Linked DNA regions of Homo sapiens: region 1 is linked to region 2. Evidence: chromatin contacts called from ENCODE Hi-C or POLR2A ChIA-PET data. All regions are on one chromosome and are shown on one strand. Each heading gives the region's core, a stretch centred on a gene start or an enhancer-like site at or near the end of the contact. The rest is flanking DNA. Distances are from core to core; before and after follow the strand shown.

Region 1 (6,726 bases), core at 978-3,477, 160 kb after region 2:
CCACTCTCCTCTCTCACCTCTCCTCTGGCCTCAGTTCCTCCCTACCTTCCACCAGTCCAACCACAGTGGTCTCCTTAAAATGCCTCAGATACGCAAGTTCTTCATGATGACCTGGAGCTCTTTCCCCAGTCTCATGGCTGAGACTTTCTCAGCACAAATGACCACTTTCTCGGAGAAGCTTCCCCAATAACCCGGCTGAGAGGAGCTCCCACCCTATCCTGACAGTACTCTTTCAACACTTTGCCCTGTTGTATCTTTTCCTTAATGTACTAGCTAGAGTCATGGCTTTATTTACTTGCCCCAGTTTGTGCTTTTTAGTGTTTTTCTCATCTAGAAAATAAATACCATGAGAGCAAAAACCTCATTTGACTTTTTCTCTACTCTACTCCCAGGTACTGGAAGGAATTCTAGAATTTTTTTCCTCTGTTTTTAATATATTTTTACATTTTTAAATATTAACTTAAGCCCTTTTTCTTTCTTTCTTTTTTCTGAGACAGGGTCCCCCCTCCATCGCCCAGCCTGGAGGGCAGTGGCACAATCTCGGCTCACTGCAACCTCCGCCTCCCAGGCTCAAGCGATCCTCCCACCTCAGCCTCCCAAATAGCTGGGACTACAGGCATGCACCACCATGCTGGGCTATTGCTTTGTATTTTTGGTAGAGACAGGGTTTTCTGATGTTGCCCAGGCTGGTGTTGAACTCCTGAGCTCAAGCAATCCACCTGCCTCGGCTTCCCAAAGTGCTGAGATTACAGGCGTGATGCTTGTCTGAGATTGTAGAATTTAGTAAGTACAAAGAGTTCTTGATATGGGCTCAGATGATTTGGGTGGCAGTTCCAGAACTGTGTAAATGTGGTCCAGTTTCTTGTCTTCCTGAGTTTCATTCCCTCATCCGTAAAATGGGAGTAATAATACCTACCTCACAGAGTACTTGTGAAGATCACTGGAACAATGATCAAGAAAAAAATATATACATATATTTTTTGAGACAGGGTCTTCCTCTGTAGCCCAGGTTGGAGTGCAATGGCTTGATCACAGCTTGCTGGTCTCAAACTCTTGGGCTCAAGCAATCCACTTGCCTCAGCCTCCCAAAGTGCTAGGATTGCAGGCGTGAGCCACCACGCCTGGCCGATAAAATATTTTTTATTCTGTTACTGGTTTTACACTTGGGAGAGATATGAGGGTTTCCTAAAGGACCTTGATAAATGAAAGAATGACAATGAAATATCATGATACTGAAAGGGGAGCTCTCACAATCTGAGACAGGTGGTAAAATTTAAGATGCTTATCCCACCATATAGAAAGTATGTAAATTGATAACGACAAGAAATTACATCAATTGACTGTACAGATTCCAGAATGTTAGAGCAGGAAGATTTGTTAAGATATAGTTGAGTGATTTTTAGACGTGGGTCTCTGGAGTACTGGGGTTTTGTTGGAGTCCCCTGGGATCCAGGATATAGCGGGAAATAGCCAGGAAAGAGGAGGAGCTGAGCTGATAGAAATACATGCCCCATCTCCCCTAATTCAATCAGATTAACTGCATTTTATGCTTTTTTTTTTTTTTTTACATTGTTTCAGAAGCTAGTTATTTATTGCTCAGAACCCTTCCCTCACTCTTTCTTCCTGACCCTGATTTTTGTGTGCAGGGAAATGGGCTCAACTTCAAGCTATGGAGTGTGGTCAAGGTCATTCATGACAATCCTCTTCCTCAGTTTCTCAGTCTCCCTGGAAGCTATGGATTGGCATATGACCCAGTTTTAGCCCATGAAATGTGAGAATAAGCCACTTTAGCAGTTGCTGCTAAAGTTTTTAGGAAGCTTTTATTTTCTTACTAAAAAGGGACATATGTGGCTGATATGGTCCTTTCCTGTCTTCCTCCTCCCTTCCATGCTAACATCATGTCTGCCACTACAACAGCAATCTTGTGACCATGTGGCTGTAAGCACAGGAATGCCTGGAATCTCAGAAACATTGGCTCTGACCTCCGTGAGTCACTGAACCAATTCCGGCAACCACCTGGCTCCAGACTTCTTGCCATGTGAGGAAGAAGCCACTATTGTCTAAACCAGTGCAGAGTTTTCTGTCCTTGCGTCTCAAAAAGCATTCCTCACAGATATACATATATTGTGCTTCCAGATAAGATTTTGTTTAGGATTCTGAGTCTAAAAATAATTTGAAATCTGATCTCATACCATCTTTTCATTGTAGAGAGATAAGGTAACAGTTTCAGTTGTCTGTTGCTGCATTACAAACTATCTCAAAACTCCCTGGCTTAAAACAATAGCTGTTTTGTTACCTCTTAGAATTCTGTGAGCTGACTGGGTTCAGCTGGGCAGTTCCTCTGTTCCTTGGGATGTCTGCATTGCCTACAGTTACCATGAGGCTCAATGGGCTTGTCTAATGCCTTGACAGGAATAGTCAGAAGGCTGGGCTCGGCTGGGACACAGGTCCTTTCTCTCTCCTCATGCAGTTTCAGAGCTTCTCTCTGTCTACATGGCCTCTCCATGTTGACTTCGTACATGGCACCTTCACGCCCCCAAAAGCAGAAGCCACCAGGCCTTCCTAAGGCTTAGGCCCAGATCCAGCTTTGTGTAACATCTGCGGCATCCCTTTGGTTAAAATGAGTCAGGTTCAAGGATAGAGGACTATCTGAGGGCATAAATACAAGAGGTGTGTTTTATGGGAGGCAATCTTTGCAGGTTAGCTACTACAGAAACTGAGACTTAGACTGTGAAAAGTAGTTGTCTAAACTGATAGAGTCATAAGTATTTAAATTAGAACATCATTGAAGGGATGAGAGCTCCAAAGCGGGATAGAATGGGAGGGTGGAGGGGACAGGCAAGAGAAAGGACTTATCCTCAGCCCAGGGTTTTTAAATCTCAGGAGTGTTGACATTTGGGGCCAGATAATGTCTGGATGGCTGTCCTGTGAATTGTAGAATGTTTAGCAGTATTCCTGGCCTCTACCTGGATGCCATTAGCATCTCCCGTCCAATTTTTATTTTTTATTTTATTTTTTTGAGTCAGTGTCTCGCTTTGTCATCCAGGCTTGAGTGCAATGGCTTGATCTTAGCTCACTGCAAGCTTTATCTCCTGGGTTCAATTGATTCTCCTGCCTCAGCCTCCTGGGTAGCTGGGACTACATGCAGGCACCACCACACTCAGCTAATTTTTGTATTTTTAGTAGAGACAGGGTTTTGCCATGTTGGCCAGGCTGGTCTTTAACTCCTGACCTCAGGTGATCTGCCCACCTCCCAAAGTGCTGAGATTACAGGCGTGAGCCACAATACCCGGCCTCCCCTCCAATTTTGACAACTGAAAAAAATCTCCAGTCAGTTGCCAAATGTTCCATGGAGGCAAAACCACTCCCCGGTTGAGAACATAGCCCTAGCCTTAGTGATGTTTAGAGTATATCTATAACTACACAGAAGCCCAGCTGTCTCACATGTGGGTCCAGGCAGCATGTTTATATTCTTAAATTCTCCCAGTGGGAAATGAAGAAGGTAGGATACTCAATTTCACACTCTGGTCCACATGTTTTATGTGGACTCTTCACTTTGGAAAAAGCTTTTTTAGTTTTGCTGTAAGTTCCCCAACTTGACTTTTTTTTTTTTTTTCCGTGAGATGGATCTCGCTCTGTCGCCCAGGCTGGAGTGCAGTGGTACGATCTCGGCTGACTGCAACCTCCACCTCCCAGGTTCAAGGCTGAAGCTCCTGCCTCAGCCTCCTGAGTACCTGGGATTACAGGTGTGCACCACCACGCCTGGCTAATTTTTGTATTTTTAGTAGAGACAGGGATTTCCCCATGTTGGTCAGGCTGATCTGAAACTCCTGACCTTGTGATCTGCCTGCCTTGGCCTCCCAAAGTGCTGGGATTACAGACGTGAGCCAGCCAACCCGGCAATTTCACTTTTAAGGTTGTGTCTTCAAATGAAGCCTGAACGGGTGGTCCTTCATTGCCAGTGCATCGCACTAAGCACTTCCCTTCCTCTCTTTTAACCAGGAGTCATCCACAAATAAGTAGGTGGATTTTAAAGCCGTGGGACTGGGTGACATCAACTAGAGAAATCAGAAGATGAAGAAAGAAGAAAAGCTGGTGGCTTAGGCCAGGGTCTACCCTGAGGCCTTCTAACTTTTAAAGGTAAGTGTGTATGTGTATACATACATACATATGTATACACACATATCCCAGAAACTAGAAAAATGTATATGTACGTATAAAACTTTTTTGGTTTTCTCCCTATATTTATACAAACATATATATGTATATATACACAAATACATATTAATATATACACGTGTGTATGTTATATGTGTACATGTTTATTTTTCTCATATATATATATGTATATTTTTTAGACAAAGTCTCACTCTGTCACCGACGCTGGAGTGCAGTGGCCTGATCACAGCTCACTGCAGCCTCAACTGGGCTCAGGTGATCCTCCTGCCTCAGCCTCCCGAGTAGCTGGGACTATGGGCGCATGCCACCACACCCAGCTAATTTTTGTATTTTTTGGTAGAGATGGGGTTTCGCCATAATACCCAGGCTGATCTCAAATTCCTGAACTCAAGCAATCCGCCCACCTCAGCATCCCAAAGTGCTGGAATTAACAGGCATGAGCCACTGTGCCCAGCCTATTTTTCCTATTTAATTGAAGACCAATTTATATACAGAGTAAGAAGGAAGAAACTAAAATAATTCTGGATCTTATAGGGACAATGCAAAAGAATCAATCTGGTCACTGCTGAGTCCAGGCTTGTCATTGTCCCCTCTAGAATATTAGGGGGCAAATGTATGAGCTCCAAGAATCTCACGTGCCTTGCTCAGTGGCTCATGCCTGTAATCCCAGCACTTTGGGAGGCCGAGGCAAGCGGATCACGAGGTCAGGAGATGAAGACCATCCTAGCTAACACGGTGAAACCCCATCTCTACTAAAAATACAAAAAATTAGCCAGGCGTGGTGGCAGGTGCCTGTAGTCCCAGCTACTTGGACGCTGAGGCAGAAGAATGGCGTGAACCCGGGAGGCGGAGGTTGCAGTGAGCCGAGATCACGCCACTGCACTCCAGCCTTGGGCGACAGAGTGAGACTCCGTCTAAAAAAAAAAAGAAACGCGCATGGCGTGGAGTAAGTGCTCAGGATATTGTGAAAGGAAAATAAAAACTCTGGGACCCTCATTCACTAAGCCAAAAGGAAAAAATTCAGCTGAAAGCTGAGTCATGATGCAAGCAACTGCCTTTCATTTTGTTCCTAAGCGGATAGCAGCAGATTAAAGGTTAAATGTCTCCACTCTGTGTTCACCTTATCTTGTGGAAAGTGACAATTTATTGAGAACAAGAAGGACACATAGTAAGCTTTTCCCTTACCTGCTCCTTTTCTCTTGCAACGTGTGGATTCAGGAATGTGACCGTACCCTCCCTGTTTCTCCCACAGCCTGCTTTTCCCCTTCAAATATTGAAGCCTTCAAAGTCATCTTTGGAGAAAGGTACAGACTTGTCTACCAGGTGTGTCCTCAACTTTGGCAAAATAAACTTCTAAAGTGATTGAGACTTGTCTCAGATACTTTTTGGTTTACAATATGTCTGTCAAATGAGTGAGTAAGTATCTGTGCTGCAAGGCAAAGAGCTTTAACATGGAGAGCCTGATGACATGGGTGGTAGGTGCAGCTCTGTGTGCTGTCACTGGAGTGGATGCTGTCAGTGCCCTGCTCAAATCCCCTTTACTTAGAGGGGCATCCATCCTCCAGCTGCTGTGAGCTGTGGCTTCATCCAGGGGAGAGATGATGATGACTTAGACCAGGGTGTTTATTGTTAGCAGAAGTGATAGAAGCGGTTGGATTCTGGATACATTGTGATGATGGAGCCGACAGGATTTTCTGGTGGATAGGCTACAGAAAGTGAGAAAAAGAGAGCATGCAAGGATGAAATTCAAGGTTTTAGGCCAGAGCAACTGGATAAATGGAGTTGAAATTTGCTGCAATATGGAAGACTGCATGAGGAACAAGTTAGGGGTGGGGTGGAAGGACAGGAGTCAAGTTTTGGCCAGGCGAATTTCAACATATGTATTAGACATCCAAGAGGAGAAATTGAGTAAGTAGTTTAATAAGCGAGTCTGGAGTTCAGGTGAAAGGTCTGGGCCAGATATAATTTGGGAGTTAAGGATATATGGATGATGTTTAAAGCCATGAGACTGAAAGAAATTACCAAAGGATTGAGTGTATTTGAAAAGAGCAGAGGAACACGGGCTGACCTTGAAACTTTAAAGGTAAAGGTTGGGGCTGGACGTGGTGGCTCATGCTTGTAATCCCAACACTTTGGGAGGATGAGGTGGGAAAGTTGCTTGAGCCCAGGGGTTTGTGGCTGCACTGAGCTATTATCTTAACACTGCCCTCCGGCCTGGTCAACAGAGTGAGACCCTGTCTCTTACAAAAAAAATAGATAAACAAAAAGGAATCAGAGGCTAGTGTGGTGGCTCACGCCTCTAATCTCAGCACTTTGGGAGGCTGAGGCGGGCGGATCGCTTGAGCTCAGGAGTTCAAGACTAGCGTGGGCAACAGGGTGAAACCCCATCGCTACAAAAAAAAAAAAAAAAAAAGCCAGGTGTGGTGGCATGTACCTGTAATCCCGGCTACTCGGGAGGCTGAGGCAGGAAAATCGCTTGAACCTAGGAGGCAGAGGTTGCAGTGAGCCAAGATTGGGCCACTGCCCTCCAGCCTGGGCAACAGGGCA
Region 2 (6,492 bases), core at 1,946-4,445:
TTTCATTGTGTTTGGAACCACCTGAATCTACTTTTTCAGTGAAATTTTGTTAAACGTAAAAACAGATCAAATGTTTCCAATGAAACTGTTGCATCGAAATGGAGATATACTCTGAAGTATAAATTACGCATCTGATTCAAAGACAGTATGAAAAACACGTCAAATATCTCACAAGTAACTTTTATTATTGACTACCTGTTGAAATATTATTTTAAATATATCTAATTGAATAAAATGTATTATTAAAATTAATTTCACTTCTTTTTTACTCTTTTTAAAGTAGCTACCAGACAATTTTAAATTACAAGTGGTTCGCATTATATTTCTATTGGACAGAACAGCTCTAGAGATTCCAATCAGCTTAAGCCTTCAACTTTAAAACTCCTTAATCATTTTTACGCATGGAGTTCTTTGGCAGTCTGGTGATGACTATTATTACCTCAGAATAATGTTTATAAATGAATAAAATATGTAAGAGTCCAAAGGAACCTAATTATACTGAACTGTAGTGAGCAAAATATTCTTAAATAATCATGCTTTTTCTTAAGGCACTGAAGAACAATAAATAAATAATGGTGAATCTATTAGCTACTGTAGTGATAAGAGTAAATGAGATTGCAATGTGATATTAAAATATCTGAGATTCCTACTGACGACAAAGTCATAAGTATTGCTTCTGTCACTGTGGTTTGTTGCCTACATTCATAATTCAAGGAAATGCTCAAATTCAGTTAGGGGTTAGTGAAAGTGTAGATAGATAACTCTTAGCCCACCCAAATTTGCAGATCCCCTATTTCTCTGACAGACTTTTTGGGGACCCGTGGATTCCAAGGTTAAGAATGCTGTTTTAATGCCTGATGAATCTGTGTGTCTGTTTGTCAAAGATGACCCCCATCCTTAGGATGTAATTTTGCCTTGGCTCATTCCTGTCAATTTGGTGTTCATGACTCATAATTCCTGTTTTTGACCACAACTAAACCAATATTAGAAGGAAGTGCTTGCACTTGTTTTTTTCCGATACTTTTGCTCTGCAAAGGGAACAGGAAGAACAGCAAGGAGTGTATATTTAAAAGAAAAGAGCACCTTAACTACGTACCAAAACACAATTCTTTTGATCTAATGATTAATTTGTGTGTGTTAGAATATTTACCAACCAGAAAGACCACATAAGGCCGGGCACGGTGGCTCGCGCCTGTAATCCCAACACTTTGGGAGGCCGAGGCGGGTGGATCACGAGATCAGGAGATCAAGATCATCCTGGCTAAAACAGTAAAACCCCATCTCTACTAAAGATACAAAAAATTAGCCAAGCGTGGTGGCGGGCGCCTGTAGTCCCAGCTACTCGGGAGGCTGAGGCAGGAGAATGGCGTGAACCCAGGAGGTGGAGCTTGCAGTGAGCCAAGATCATGCCACTGCACTCCAGCCTCGGCGACAGAGCGAGACTTCATCTCAAAAACAAACAAACAACAACAAAAAGCCACATAAATATCACTGGCACTTCATATAATTAACTGTACAAAGTATTTCCTGTTGTTTGTCTTGACAAACACTTTCATAACACTTACCATGTGCAGATACTGTTCTAAGGACTACAAATACTAACTCTGCAATCCCTAATACAACCTATGAGTCAAGTACTATTATTATCCCCCTTTTACAGATGAGACAACTGAGGCTCAGGGAAAGGTTAAGTAATTTGCCCAAGGTCACAGAATTGGAATTCCAACAGAGAGCAGCTGCCTATGGTGTTCTCAAAGGGAGGGCAATGCCAAACGAAAACAAGCAACAAGACTCTACTCATTGCAAGTGAGCAAAGGTTCTGATCAAATCTTCATTCTTGCTTCCAAATCACTTGCTGAAAAATTAAAACTAGATAAGTAAGGACAGCTGCCTTTATACCTTCTGGCCTATTCACAGGCAGATTTCCAGACGAAACCAAAGGCCTTCATGAGGAAAAACAAAGCTCCTCAGTCTCAGGGCAGCTAATGCTGGGCCTGGCATTTTTTCCACTCTTATCTAAAATATGCTACAGGAGAATCTAGGCCCAGTGATAAGCCAGGTTTCAACTTCACCTCCCCAGCCTGAGAGCGATTACACACATACTTGGGATTTAACCAGCAAGAGAAGGACACGGAAACCTGGGTCCCTCCGAGCCCAGTTTCTGTTGACACTGTTGCCAGGGCTGAGCCAATTGCACCAGTGTCAAGAGCTCCACAGGGAGGTTTCAGCAGGGAAACCAGCCCTACAGGTGTATCCAGGGAGGCAGGTGTACAAGGCCACATTCTTTCCTCCACTGAACAAATCAAGGTTTGTCTCCCTGCTGTGCGGGGCTCACAGGGCCAGATAAATCTCTCTCAGACAACAACCTCAGCACAGAAACAGTGTAGCTTGCTGCCACTCTGTAGCACCGAAAGTAAAATGCCAACCACTGAAAGAGAGAAGCAGATAATGTTACAATAACATTTATCTAGAAAGGCAATGTTCGTTAGGTAAAATTTAACTATGGCAAAAATCTTTAGGACAGATAGACTCAATAAATGTTTGTGGAACTGAAAACCTAGTGCTACCTTTTAAAAGGTTTCTTGGACTAATTTAAAAGCTTCATTTGGCTGTGTGAACTGGCATTCCCTTTCTAAAATGATAGAGTCCCAGTGGTAGCTATAATGTTAAATAAAATGACTTCATTTCCTCCAGAGGAATATTTTTACCCCAACCCCCCATACTCCGGCACTCAACTACTCAAGACTCCAACATCAGGGGGCAAAAAGTCAGGCCTATTAGGCCTGGATCGTTCTCAGATTAACAACCTTGGGGGAATAATCCTATAAGAAAATATTTTCAAGATTTTGGGTAATAACATTTTTGGGCCAGATGAAATTTGTTAGAGTTTGCACTTCTGTTTCTAAAAACCTCTGAAGCCATTTGTTTCCCACAGTTTTTTTCAGAAGCTATTTTGTGGGAAAGAAAGCCAGGGCCTAGGCAGCAGGCCAGCTAGAACGGGGTTGCTCTGAAAGAAAGCCAGCCCCGGCAAGCAGGAGCGACATGGGCAGCGCTTGCCAAGGTGGTTAATTTTTTACCTGGGTAGAGCCATAGGCACTGACATAGAAAATGTCTGTGACACGGCGGATCCGGAAACAGGCAAGATGCACAGGCAGTGGAGTGTCTGACCCCAGGTTTGTTGCTACAAATTACAAAGGAAGTTATGCCAAACTGAAATAGTTATCTACAGAGAGAAGGAGGAGGGGCGGGGTGTGTTGTCAGGCGGCACGGCGGGGAAATGGCAGTGCTGCGACAGAGGACCTCGACTCTGGACTACACAGCCTCGCACTCCAATCTCAGTTCTGCCACTTGTTGCTGGAGGAATCTTAAGTCAAGTTTCTTAAACACTCTCTGCCTCAGTTTCTTCACCTATAAACCACAGGCCCCAACCCCCAGGGCTGCTGGGATATATACCAAGCAGGTACTCAGAACAGTGCCTGGCACTGAGGAAGTGCCAGGTAAGGGCAGCTGTTGCTATTTGTGCAAATTCTGACATTTGTCATTCTGAACATAACCCTCATAACAAAAGAGGTACAACTGTTACCTCCACTGAGAGATGAAAGAATTGAGACTTAGAAAAATGAAGGAATTTGCTCAAAATCATGCAGTTAGCAAAAGACTACCTGTTTGTGAAATCAGAGCCCAGCAGTTTTAACCTCTCTCATCTGGTCTTTCTTCCCTTACTTAACTTCCCGAAAGAGAGAGACAGAGACAGAAAGAGAGAATGAGAGATGGGGAGAAACACAGAGACAGGGAGGAGGGGGGAAGCGAAGAAAACACGTTAGAGGTAAATAACTTTTTAAGCTAATAAAAAATAACCTTGGCCAGGTGTGGTGGCTGACGCCTGTAATCCCAAAACTTTGGGAGGCCAAAGCAGGAGGATCACTTGAGCCCAGCAGTTCAGGGCCAGCCTGGACAACACTGCCTCTTAAAACTAAATAAATAAATAAACGTAATTAATTGCAAATGAAATTCCACCAGGCCAAACTCTCAGTGGCTACATAGTAAGTGGTTACACCTCTCCTAGCCTCCTAGACCAGTTGCACCTTGATTCTAGCTGAGTTTCACTAAGCAGGGCAAATGAAGCAGGAGAAGGCTCGGAGGGAACCCACCTGAAATGAAGCTCAGCTGTCTTTGAAGAGTCTATCTATTCTAAGGCTCAGGAGTGGTGGCATGATGAATATCGCTGCTAGGAGAAGAAATGCAAAACCATATAACATTTTTGCCTTTCCATCCTTGAAATGCCTTACAATTTCCCTTGGAAAAAAAAAATTGTCTTGTAATTCTTATTTTTCTTTACTTCACTTTTTCATTTCCAGAACTGCTATGGTTCTGGCTGAAGTATCAGAATGACAACCATGGATCTTCTACAATGCCACCATCAGTCTCTCAGCAATTGTAGCAAAGGGAAAAACAACACCACTGAGGCCGCCAGTCACAATATTTACCCATGCCAGAGTGTTCTGTTTGTTTTCGGTGGAGGATGCAGAGAGTAGATAAACGAAAAGCAAAACTTCTCTGTGTCAAAACACAAGCTGAAGATGATTTCCTTCTCCACTGCCCATGTATGAAATATACACAAATCCAGGGCAGCCCTGGGCCGAAGGAGTGTTTATGGTTCTGCCCGGCCATAAACATGCCAGCCTTCAAAACACCAGGACATCAAACAAACAAGGCAGTTCCAGAAAGGATATATCGACTTTTGACGTCTAATGCTCTGGGTGAAATAACTTTGTTTCCCCTAAAAATAGATAAACTAAAATAAATATAAGAGTATTCTACAGCAATGTAGCTAGCCGCATCTTCCTGTGACTCACTGTTTGATAATAACTATGGGCCAGGAACTAAGTGCTTTTTGGTGGAATGACTGATGCTCTTCATACCAACTCGGTGAGGAATTTAAAATGACATCCCTTTGCAGATAAGGAGACTGAGTCTCAAAGAGGTAAATAACTATGTAGGTTTACATAGCCTGCCACCGGCATTTGGACCTTGGTGTGTGAGATTCTGTAGGGTGAAGTCTAACAAAATGGCCCCACCTTCAGTTAAGGATTCAAATGATCACCTAGTAGCCCTTCAACCAGGGTTAAAGCTAAACTCATTCAGAGTTTCTGGCTCTAAACCTCACTCTCATTTCTTTACAGTGAAACACAGAAATTTAAAAAATTCAAAGTAGGCATACTTTCAGGTGGCTAAAATTAAAAGATCATCAATACCAAGCGCCGACAAGGACGTTAAATAATGGAAACCCATAGACTACTCGTGGTAACATAAACTAGAAGAGCTGGAACACTGCTTAAAATTACCTATTGAAGGCAGGGCATGGTGGCTCACACCTGTAATCTCAGCACTTCAGGAGGCTGAGGCGGGAGGACCACTTGAGGTCAGAAGTTCAAGAACAGCCTGGCCAACATGATGAGACCCCATCTCTATATAAAAAATGCAAAAAAATTAGCCTGGCATGGTGGCACACACCTGTAATCCCAGCTACTTGGGTGGCTGAGACAGGAGAATCACTTGAACCGTGGAGGGAGAAGCTGCAGTGAGCCAAGATCACGTCACTGCACTCCAGCCTGGGTGACAGAGTGAGAATCCTTCTCAAAAAAAATTATGTTATTGGGATTAGAAAAATGCATAGTCTAACCCAATCCTACAAGTCCACTCTGAGGCATACCCTAGAGAAATGAAAATACATATATACCAAAAGGCATAATGACAGTATAATAATTTGTAATAGTCCAAACTACAAGCAACACAAATCTCATCAAAAGTAGGACACATGAGTAAATGTAGATATATGCATGCTATAGTATTATACAGAAGTCAAAATGGGCTGGGCACACTAGCTCACATCTATAATACAGTACTTTGGGAGGCGTCGATGGGTAGATCACTTGAGGCCAGGAGTTCAAGACCTGCCTGGATAACATGGCAAAACCCTGTCTCTACAAAAAAAAAAAAAAAAAAAATTTAGCTGAGGATGGTGGCACATGCCTGTAGTCCCAGCTACCCGCGGCGCTGAGGTGGGAAGATCGCTTGAGCCTGGGAGGTGGAGGCTGCAATAAGCCATGATTGCACCAATGCACTCTAGCCTTGGCCACAGAGCAAGACTTCATCTCAAAAAAAAAAAAAAGAAAAAGAAAAGAAAAAGGAATGAACTACAGCTACATGCGACATGGACAAATCTCAATACAATGTTGAGGAAATGAAGTCAGGTATAAAAGAATCCATACTGAGTGAATCTATCTGTACAAAGTTCCAAAACAAGAAAATGGGAATAGAGGTCAGGACAATGGTTACCAGGGAGCGAGCCTACCCGGGGGCTTCCTGGTTGCTATTATGTTTTAGTTCTTTGTTGTTGTTGTTGTTGTTTTGTTTTGTTTTGGGATGGAGTTTTGCTCTTGTTGCCCAAGCTGGAGTACAGTGGTATGATCTTGGCTCATTGCAACCTCT

The links. A loop is a pair of places that touch in the nucleus more often than their neighbours do. ChIA-PET counts read pairs that join two places held with the same protein, here RNA polymerase II (POLR2A). Pooled maps may share reads with other maps.
Region 1: a map of PC-9 shows a loop between it and region 2 (9-fold over the local background). The contact joins the enhancer-like site here to the promoter of MAGI1-IT1 in region 2. A Hi-C loop is called at or near these places in 4 of 168 maps with a recorded cell type or tissue (PC-3, PC-9, endothelial cell of hepatic sinusoid and 1 more) and 6 of 50 pooled maps. POLR2A ChIA-PET finds 5 or more read pairs at or near these places in 2 of 52 experiments (Caco-2 and WTC11).

Annotation. Positions count from the first base shown.
Region 1 is chr3:66,114,069-66,120,794 of GRCh38, forward strand. No RefSeq gene overlaps it. Among named protein-coding and RNA genes, the nearest start is that of MAGI1, 79 kb to the left of the region's middle. Within about 2 kb of position 2,228, at least 13 of the 41 ENCODE cell types and tissues checked have a DNase peak (open chromatin) inside an H3K27ac peak, as active enhancers do; they include PC-3, PC-9 and gastrocnemius medialis, where a contact is called at or near this core.
Region 2 is chr3:65,951,363-65,957,854 of GRCh38, forward strand. MAGI1-IT1 (MAGI1 intronic transcript 1) reads right to left here and starts at 3,196. Exons shown (of 3, transcript NR_145422.1): 1 at 3,078-3,196. All of the region lies in intron 1 of MAGI1 (membrane associated guanylate kinase, WW and PDZ domain containing 1), which reads right to left.